Linked DNA regions of Homo sapiens: region 2 is linked to region 1. Evidence: chromatin loops called from intact Hi-C (ENCODE). Cell type or tissue: endothelial cell of umbilical vein. All regions are shown on one strand. Region 1 overlaps DOCK9 (dedicator of cytokinesis 9). Region 2 overlaps DOCK9 (dedicator of cytokinesis 9).

What was found. Peaks named below come from ENCODE experiments on the same cell type or tissue, not always from the same donor. Only the 100,000 strongest peaks of a DNase experiment are listed, where the experiment ranks them.
Region 2: it touches region 1 in a loop (8-fold over the local background); 1 of 110 quality-filtered maps calls a loop at or near these places.

Annotation. Positions count from the first base shown.
Region 1 is chr13:98,907,645-98,912,644 of GRCh38, forward strand. The region is part of intron 9 of DOCK9 (dedicator of cytokinesis 9); the gene reads right to left. Among named protein-coding and RNA genes, the nearest start is that of DOCK9, 68 kb to the right of the region's middle. In endothelial cell of umbilical vein, no CTCF peak of the experiment used is centred here; DNase peaks (open chromatin) are centred at 1,597 and 3,027; H3K27ac peaks cover 4,423 bases.
Region 2 is chr13:98,854,510-98,859,509 of GRCh38, forward strand. DOCK9 (dedicator of cytokinesis 9) reads right to left here. Exons shown (of 53, transcript NM_001366683.2): 34 at 1,389-1,522. Among named protein-coding and RNA genes, the nearest start is that of DOCK9-AS1, 25 kb to the left of the region's middle. In endothelial cell of umbilical vein, no CTCF peak of the experiment used is centred here; a DNase peak (open chromatin) is centred at 2,652; H3K27ac peaks cover 2,757 bases.

The DNA.
Region 1 (5,000 bases):
CCTAATATACATCTATTGCTCTGCTACAAGATAAATAAAAAGCAAATTCGGCTTCTTAAAGTTCCTCCCATCCCTCCTAAGGTCTAAGATGATGCATTAAACACAGAGGATGCCCAACAGTGGCTGATGGAATTACCAAGTAAAATCTAAGAGGTAGAAAAATGTGGTTCAGGGGTAGCAGGACTTTGCCCCAGAGTCAGGAAACAGTATCTGGAAGAATAGTAACGATAAGAGCTACTATTGATAATAGCCAATATCTACCTGCTAGATATTACCCTAAGTGCCCATTTTAATTTTATACAACCTTAGGAGGCAGGTACTATTATTATCCCTGCTCATTAAAAGAGAAAACACTAAGGCATGAATGTTAGGTACTTTGCCCAAAGACCTACATCATGAAATAGAGGCCTGGCTTCTAACTCAGGTTGCCTGGCTTCAGAGTCTAAACTATTACACTACACAAGACAGAAGAAAACAAGGTAAACAATGTGAACAAGCAAGTCAGGAAGAAAAAACACAAATGGCAAATAAATATATGAAAATATGAAAAATATCACTAATAACCAGCAAAATATAAATGAAAGCACAGTAAAATACCATTTTACACTCGTCTGGTGAAGATGCAGAGAAACAGAAATGTGAATTGTTATAGCCTTTTGGGACGGTAACCTGGCAATGTTTAAAGCATTAAAAACACAATAAACTTTGACTTAAAAATTCCACATTGGGGAATTTCTCCTACTGAAATAAGAGCACAAGTATTTAATGTCATGTTGTTTATTGTGTACTGTTTGTAGAGGCTAAAAACTGAAAAAAAAACCTTAAATGTTCATTAATAGGGAGATGGCTGAATAAACTGTGCAGTAGCAATAGTTGAAATATCATGCAGCTTGCTGATATGTATGTAAGGGGGAACCAGATCTTCCACTGGCCCAGAGGGACATCTATGAAATATTTTTAAGTGATACAGAAAATTTCAGAATAATGTATATATCATGAACATATTTTTATTAAAAAAACTTAAAAACCTTACATATGTTTATCTATATTTCTATGAGCAATCAGTTTGGTGAAAGGGGAATTGCAACCGGTTATTAACTTCAGTGTTCTCAGGAATGTGGGAATGGAGGATGAAGGGAAAAGGTGAACTTTTCTTTAAACAACTTTGGGTATTTTTACTTATTGCGGCAAGCACGCTTCTTTTTAATTAAAATTTTAGTAAAGATAATAAAATAAATACTTGTAATATGTACTTTCACAATCTAAGAGTGGAGAAAATACAGCTATAACAAATATCATCCCAAAGTCTGTAGTTGAGCACTTCTCAGAGTGATGGAAACCAGCTCTGCTCTTAAAATAACCTGTGGTCAGTCTATATTGTGATGGTAAGAAGAGCCAACTGGCTTTTCCCCAGACACCCTGTTGCCACTTTCCTGCCCAAAGCCCACTGACTACTCTGGGTTTCGTGGAGAGGAGAATGAGAGGAAAATGGAGACAGAAAATGCACAATGGCAGAGCTGTTCTCTGTAGAAACTGGTGTTTGCTGAGAAGACAAGGAAAAGAATGATTCATCTAAACCAAGGGCGATTCCCCCACCCCACCCCATCCTGTAAACCCTACATTCAAGCACTAATGACACACCCTGACAAGGTTTTCTTCTTTGTCTTAAGAAGTAGTTATGGACCAAACATTCAAGAGTTTCCAGAAAGTCTGCTGTAGGCTTTAGGCATACTCTGTGTCTTAAATTTATTTGCGAGTAGATAAAACAATCTAGAGACAAAGATTATGGCCAACAGCATCTTATTCTGAGGATGAATTATCAGAAACAATGTGTTGAATGTTGGGTCATTTAAACAGATTGGGTTGGAATAGGAGGACTTTGCAAAATGTTTTGAGGCCAAAATATATAATCTTTAATTTAAAGAGTTATCATGATTTATTTCCACTACTTCCAAGACACCTAACTTCTCAGGACCATCAGTTCATCCTCTTCACAAAGGAGGCCCAGAAATGCAACACCAGCTGACCCCACAGACACAAGCCTAGCCAGCTCCTTTGTATAATAGTGCAATGATATTGTTTTCTGGATTGGAATCTAGGGAAGAAAGCACTTATTATAGACTTGGTTTAAAAATTAAGAAAAGGTGTCCGTGAAACTGCTGGGTCCTGACAAGTTCTGCTGAGCATGGCCCTTGATCCTCACTCCATCTCCATGAGACTATAAAGTCTGAGACATCATACTTTCCCCTGCATGCAACTGTGGAAGATTTACCTGGAACAATAAGTTCATTTGCTTAAAACAAAGTTAAAAGGTAAAAGGATGTGAGCAATTCCGGATTTAGAAGAAATTCTACTTCTCTTTCAGAACCACATGGGGAAACCAAAGTAAAAGTTGGATGCTATTCTTTGAGTACAAAAATAAAAGCTCACAAACAGAAAAGCTGTGGAAGAAAACATAAGGTGGGTTTTCTTCACACTATCTTTAAGGAGGTGACATATATGTTCTGATGTCACCTAAGATATAAATGTAACCAGAGAAATAAATTATTAAATAACTAGTAATGAAGTTTATAACCTGATTATGTTACTCCTTGACTTTCTAGGGAAGAAATCAATTAACTAACTTGAACTACGGTTTGTGTATCAAACTAAAATATTTATAAGACTGATGCTACACACTGTTACATTTACAATAAAAATTGTTTGGTTCCATAATAGACAATAGGAGGAAAAGAACCAGTTTTAGGGTAAATACAGTGTGTTCTCTAATAAGAAAACAATACAGATGTTCAGTACTAAATGTACAAACATAAGCTCCAAGATTATACAAAATATTCTGAAAACCTGGGTTTACATCACTCACACTGTAAGTAATGAGCCCTTCCATAATATTCCAGAATGAGACATCAGTTATTTTTGCACTGAAACAACTTCCTGTCGGTCATATCCTGTTTGGCTATGTCTTAGTCACAGTGGAAAACAAAAGCCGGGGCAACAGGATGAAGGAGGTTAGAGGAGCTGATTAGAAAAGGAACCTGCCATGAAATTACACCTTCAGCCACCTTCTGCCTGCCCTCATTGTTCTAGGCCCTTCTTTGTAATCTTACTGAACTGTGGCCCAGCCTCCCAGCCTGACCCTTTCTTGCACCTTCCTTCCCTGATACTGACCTCTTTACCTCTTCATACCCTGGGTAAACTCCTTGCACAGTTCTCTCTCCCCACCCCTCCCTCTGCATACTTCAGTCTCTGATTCTGTAACCATGGAATCCATCCTTCCTAATGGGATGACCAACAGTTATCAGGTCAACTTCTTTGCCTTCTCAACCGGTGCAAATAGTTCAGACACCCTGAAGGGGGATGATAAACAGCCAAAACTGCATTTTTGCTCAAGGCTGGGGATGGGGAACACAGGTCTCCCCTTACTGCCTGGGCTGCTCACACTGACACCAAGCTGGGCTTTAAAAGGCAAAGCCCACAGATACCCATGTGCTGAGTGAATAACTCATCTCCATTTTCTTCATTCTTTTCCCCTTCAAAAAATTACTTTCCACCTTTCTACCTTCCTAAATAAAAGTATTTGTAAAACACCTGAAAGCCAGGGGGAAAGAGTAAAAGCCTCTAACAAGGATTCATTTTTCAGGTTTTGACCATGACTCCTGGTAAGAAATGTTTCAAATTCCCAACACAAAGATAAATGTTTGAGGTGATGGCTATCCCAATTATCCTGATTTGATCATCACACATTGTATACAGATATCAAAGTATCACATGAACTCCCAAAATAGGTACATTATATACCAATGAAAGTAAATAAATATACATAATAGCACACTAAGAAAAACAAATATCTTTTATATCACTATGCAAGACACACATACACACTATATGTATAAATAGTACATTGCCCTTAATAATGACATTATTTTATGTAAAAAATTATGTAATTCACTTTAAAAAGTTTTTTTTCAGGTCGGGCGTAGTGGCTCATGCCTGTAATCTCAGCACTTTGGGAGGCTGAGGTGGGTGGATCTTTTGAGGTTAGGAGTTCAAGACCAGCCTCGCCAACATGGTATAAAACCCTGTCTCTACTAGAAATACAAAAATTAGCTAGGCATGGTGGCAGGTGCCACCAAAATAATAATGACAGTATTTTATATAAAAAATAATGTCATTATTAAGGGCAGTGTACTTTCATATTCTCCATTCAATTCTATTACATTAAAAAAACACTTTTTTTTTTTTTGAGACACAGTCTTGCTCTGTCACCCAGGCTAGAGTGCAGTGGCATGATCTCAGCTCACTGCAATCTCTGCCTTCCAGGTTCAAATGATTCTCCTGCCTCAGCCTCCCAAGTAGCTGGGATTACAGGCACCTGCCACCACGCCTAGCTAATTTTTGTATTTCTAGTAGAGACAGGGTTTTATACCATGTTGGCAAGGCTGGTCTTGAACTCCTAACCTCAAAAGATCCGCTCACCTCAGCCTCCCAAAGTGCTGGGATTACAGGCATGAGCCACTATGCCCGACCTAAAAAAAACTTCTTAAAGTGAATCACATGTTTAGCTAAATAAGCCTGACACAAAGAGTACATGTATAAGTCCATTCACAGGAAGGTCTAGAAAAGTCAAAACTAATCTACGGTGATGGAGGTCAAAATAAAGAGGGTCTCAGGTACAAGCTAGCCTGAGGGCTGCTTATATCAGTGTACAAATGCGAACTCCAGTGAGCTCTACAATTCATGTTTGAGCATTCTGCTATTGCAAATTATACCTCAATAAAAAGAATAAAAAACTAAATAGAAACAAAACAAAAAGAAGCAGGGGTTGAAATCAAACTGATTTCACCAACTAAAATGGCTTAACCTAACTTGTAACCCATAGTTTAAAAATAGTTCCAAATATTTTAAATGACAAAATATACAATTATACTTATAAAAAAGTATATATACATAAATGTATACATTTATATTAAATATATGTATATCTTAAAAAATCTCCCTAG
Region 2 (5,000 bases), 53 kb before region 1:
GTATGGATGCACCCTCTGGCCTGCCCACTTGATCAGAGCCACTGGAGAACTTAGTACTTCCGGCAGTGGGAGGGAAGGTGTTGCATTCAATGTCTCCTCTGGCAAAGGTGGAATCATTAGAAGGGAAAAATCCACAGTGACCCGGTTTTTCCTGGCTGACTGGCAGCTCTCCTCCTCCTCTTCAGCACTGCGTATGACACAAGCAGAGTGCCTTCGGAGCAGCTTCTCCCTCTATACATGAAGGCATGTTGGGGTCAAGGGAAAAGTTCAATACGTCATGACACACCCAAACTGAGCTGCTCGCACCTCAACAGAACTGCATTTAATGGTAACCATGTCAATGCCAGCCATGGGATGCGTGACAAGATTATAAACCTGATGCTGAGGAAGGATGTCTTCCGGGTGTTTTTGGAGAACTAGGGATAAATCCCTAAATGGCTCAGCTGTTTATTGGGATGGGCACTTGCCTGTAACTTGAAGTAACTTAGAAAATCTGTGCCCAAAGTGATACCAATCTACCATGGCTCCAGGTTTAAACCCACACTTTATCCTTTCCTACAAAGTTCCAAATGGTCTGAGCACTTAGTAGTTTCAAGAAAAAAGGCTAAGTATGAGGAGGAAGTGTTGTGTTGTGGGTGCGTGCTGTGTGAATAAAGTGATTTCTTACCCCTGAATCACCTATATGATCAATTATTCTCTGGAGCTGGCTTCAGACCTAACACCCTTGTGGGTGGAGAGCTGTGTTGATGATGGTGTCTCTGGTATAAAGACTACAGGGAATTGGCCAGGTGTAGTGGCTCACGCCTGTAATCCCAGCACTTTGGGAGGCCGAGGCGGGCGGATGACGAGGTCAGGAGTTTGAGCCCAGCCTGGCCAATATGGTGAAACCCCATCTCTACTAAAAATACAAAAATTAGCCGGGCGTGGTGGCTTGTGCCTGTGGTCCCAGCTGCTGGGGAGGCTGAGGCAGAGGAGTCGTTTGAACCCAGGAGGCGGAGGTTGCAGTGAATTGAGATCGTGCCGCTGTACTCCAGCCTGGGCGACAGAGCGAGACTCTGTCTCAAAAAATAAATAAATAAATAAAAAGACTACAGGAAATTGAGATGGGCAGCATTTTGAGTCCCTCCCCGTTCAACCCACCAGAGCCATTCACTCAAGACGCTCCACTGCAAACCCTGCCCAGGATCTGAGGTACTGGAAACAGGAATCAGAGCACTTCAAGGAATGGGCCCCAACCTTAAAGCTCTCATCACCTACTCCAGGTCAGCCGGGTGGTTTAGAAAAAAACAAAAGGTCACACTTAAAAGGCACTAGAACATGAAGTACGTTTACTTTGGGCTAAATCCATTGATTATAAGAAACATTTGTGTTGGGTGAAAAGCAATTACCTTATCCAGGGAATTGCTCTTCTCACTATTCCTTTCTGGAAGGCTGTTACCCGAATCTGTGCTTATGAGAGATCCTCTCGAATCAGCATTTCTCACACTGTTGATGTTTGGAGTTGAGGTTGTATATGGAGAAGCTAAATGGAAATCAAGCCAACAATAAAGTTTTATTAAGACAGAACAAAATAAAGATGAGTACTGAACTTTAAGGGAAATTGCTTTTATTGCACTTATTTTTTCTGTTAGGAAGTTGGCTCAAGAGTTGCATTCCATTACTTCACCTTTAAAGAACCAGGTCATATACAATGAGATAAAAAGAAACTAGTCTGAAACATTCAGATGTAAACATCAATTCACTTGTTAGAAACCACCTTTGATCGCTAAAGACTAAATGCATACCTGTTTCAGAATGTGATAGAATGAAGACTTAAAAAAATTAAAAGATAAATCCACCTACAACTATCAAATCACAAAATTAAACCACACAACAAACTTGTAGCATTCAAACTGGTAATAAACACTGAGGAGCCTACCCAACTCTGAGGGGTGTCATGGGGTATTTTAAATTTTCGAGGAGAACACAGTGATATGTGACCTCAGCCAGAAGCTGCTGTTTCAGCAGCAGGTTGTGCTATGCTCCTTTTGAAGACATATTTGTGAAGCTGGGTATTTGGGGGCCTGCTATGATAAAAGGCAAGTAATCAATGAGGGACAGGAAATGCGAATGGTGCTGGCCAATCTGACCCAAAGGCTGAGAAGCTGTCAGTGTCCAACAGGTACACACCACCCATTTGTAGTGAGTTGTGGTTATTAAAAATAAAATTAATTGTTTCCTTTAAATTTATGTGTATTATTTCTTTTAAGTGCCTACTAAATTGTTAGGATGTAAGTACTTATTAAGTTATTTGGTCCTAAGTACCTAATAAAGAGAACTGCTGGGTGTGTCTTTCAGCCTAGGGATGCCACGAAATAAAGTGACACTAAGGGTGCTGTGAACGGGGAATATCTGGGAATCTGCTATAAACAACTATGAGCAGAAAGGAAATCTAATGTGGAAATAAAATTTGTGATGTCCATGAAAAAAACAGTATTTGAAGGCAGAAATCACTCCCTATCTTGGTACTATGGAATTTTTTAAGGTAATAGATTGACTTCCTGCTTAGATAAGATTTAAATAAATCACATAATTTAAAACGACTCTTTGGACTTGTACATTCCGTGCTGAACCAAAAGGCGTGCCTCCAGCGGAAAGGCCTGGCTGGTTTGGCAGATGGCATCAGGAGATTTGGACTCTGTGTCTGGCAGCTGTGAGCACACATTCTCCCAGACGCAAGCTGAAGATGCCATTACTTGGCACTTCACAACAGGCTGGTTGTTTTCAGATCTCAGTAGGCAAATGAGCTGCCATGGACTGGGATACTTCTAAGTTAAAAAATAAATAAACAACAAAATAAATATAGCCAGCCTCTAGGTTACACCAAAAGTATATTTGAAAGTGACTCCTCTGCCTCAGCCTCCCAAGTAGCTGTGATTACAGGCGACTGCCACCAACCCTGGCTAATTTTTTTGTATTTCTAGTAGAGACGGGTTTTCACCATGTTGGCCAGGCTGGTGTCGAACTCCTGACCTCAGGTGATCTGCCCACCTCGGCCTCCCAAAGTGCTGGGATTACAGGCATGAGCCACCGTGCCTGGTCAGTCTTTAACTCTTTAACCTTAGAAGGAAGACCTGTGACATCAAGGTCATAAATCCTTCCCTCTGTTGAACACTCAGATTTATTCACTGCTATCCCTGAAACTGATTCAGTGTATTAAAGATCAAGAAAAGAAGAGCCAGGAGAATTTGAAAAAAGAAGCAAAGGCTTGAACATGGTTTCATTAAGCCTTATTGTCAGCCAGTGGCTGCGTCTCCCCAGGAGAGAAACCATGTGAATGATTGTCGCAAGGGACAGGTAAAAACCCTGTGAAAAAACTATGGCCTTTTTCTGTACTCAGATAAGAAACACATGCTATGACCAAATTATAATTTTTCTAATATAATCATATTTCATATTTAATGTAGAACAGCATTTGAAGAACACAGAAGTCATGAAAAAGAACACAGAACTCAAGAGAAAGAGGTCCTCAGTAAAGTAAAATTAGGCCCTAAGTTCTCAGAGTCTCAAGCTTGATTCCAGAACTAGAGTCCTAATTTAAGACAAACAGATGGAAATGCAATATATCAAAATCAATATGCTTAGTTTGTTCCTATTTTTATGTCTTTGTGTATGTGTTTGTATTTAATATCCTGGCCCAGTGCATAGCTTTTAAAGTCCTTAAACGACACTTGAGTAAAATGAAAAGAAGATAAATTCGTCCCTCTTCCCTTGGTACCACTGAGTAGGTGGAAAAAGAAACCCTGAGCCTCAGGACGCTTGCCTTTTAAAATGAATGTAATCTCAGAGTAGTTTTTATCCAGGCAGTGAATCACTTTTAAAACTCTCAGGCACCATGATCCAAAGACATTTAAAAAACTGTGACGGCACATTCTCAGTATGTGTGGAAACAGGATTCTTCTAACAGAGATGTAAGGAGAGTTTGCTCTTGAAGGAGAAGCACCAGGACTAAAATTAGCTAGAAACTCCCTGATGAACAAAGAATTGTTAAAGCTGCCAGAAAAAAACTAGTAAACCCAGTTCAAAGATGAGGCTTCCCTGGAAGGTACTCCTAAAAGAGAACAGGGATTTAAATCTTCAAGAAAGGAGGCAATATAGATAACCTGAGTATAATAAGCCTGTCGAGGTGAATTCCTATGAAAAGTGGATTTGGATCTTAAAATTCAAGAGTGAAAAAGGATTAAGTCAGTTTCAAGTACTTTTCACAGCTGCAATGTCAGTGCGGAGCAATTGGAGGCTATGATGCTAAAGATCCCCAGTGGCCTATCTCCAAGTTCTAAAGAAGTCCCCAATCCTAACAAGGTGAATTCTGAATTGGAGAAGAGTCAAAAGAGTCAAACAGAAGTATTAAAACTTTGTGGAAATGATCAAGGTTACAGTGAAGTGATGTTTCCACTCATCTGACTCCTCTCTGCCAACCACCATACACTTTGTATCAGCTCTTAATCCCTCTAACGACCGTTTTGAAGACATGGGTATGGAGGGCAAAGAAGATAGACAACATCCTGCCATGGTAACTAGTAAATGGTCGATTCCAGATCCAAGGCTGCATCTGTCTGACTTTAAAGCTAGTGCTGTGAACCACTGCAGACAAAACCCTCTAAGGAAGGTCCCCTCCCTGCTTCTGGAGCAGTGGCTGGGAATGGGGCAAAGCAGGGCAGAGACAGAGTGAAGGCCCAGAAGAAAGGCAAATGGAAACTCGTGACAGCAGCCAACATTTGCTGAGCATTTACCGTGTGCCAGGCTCTGTTGCAAGCATTTTGCATGAATTAACTCTTTTAATCTTTACAGTGTCAACTAAGGAGAGCATAACTGTGAAAAAGACACATAAATATCAACCAGGTTAAGGACTGGTATTATTATTGCAGGATAAATTTGGGCATTGGTGTGGGGTTTCTCATGTTAAATTCTACCCAGTTTCATCCCCTACATGAAATGGCGTATTACCACCACCACCACCG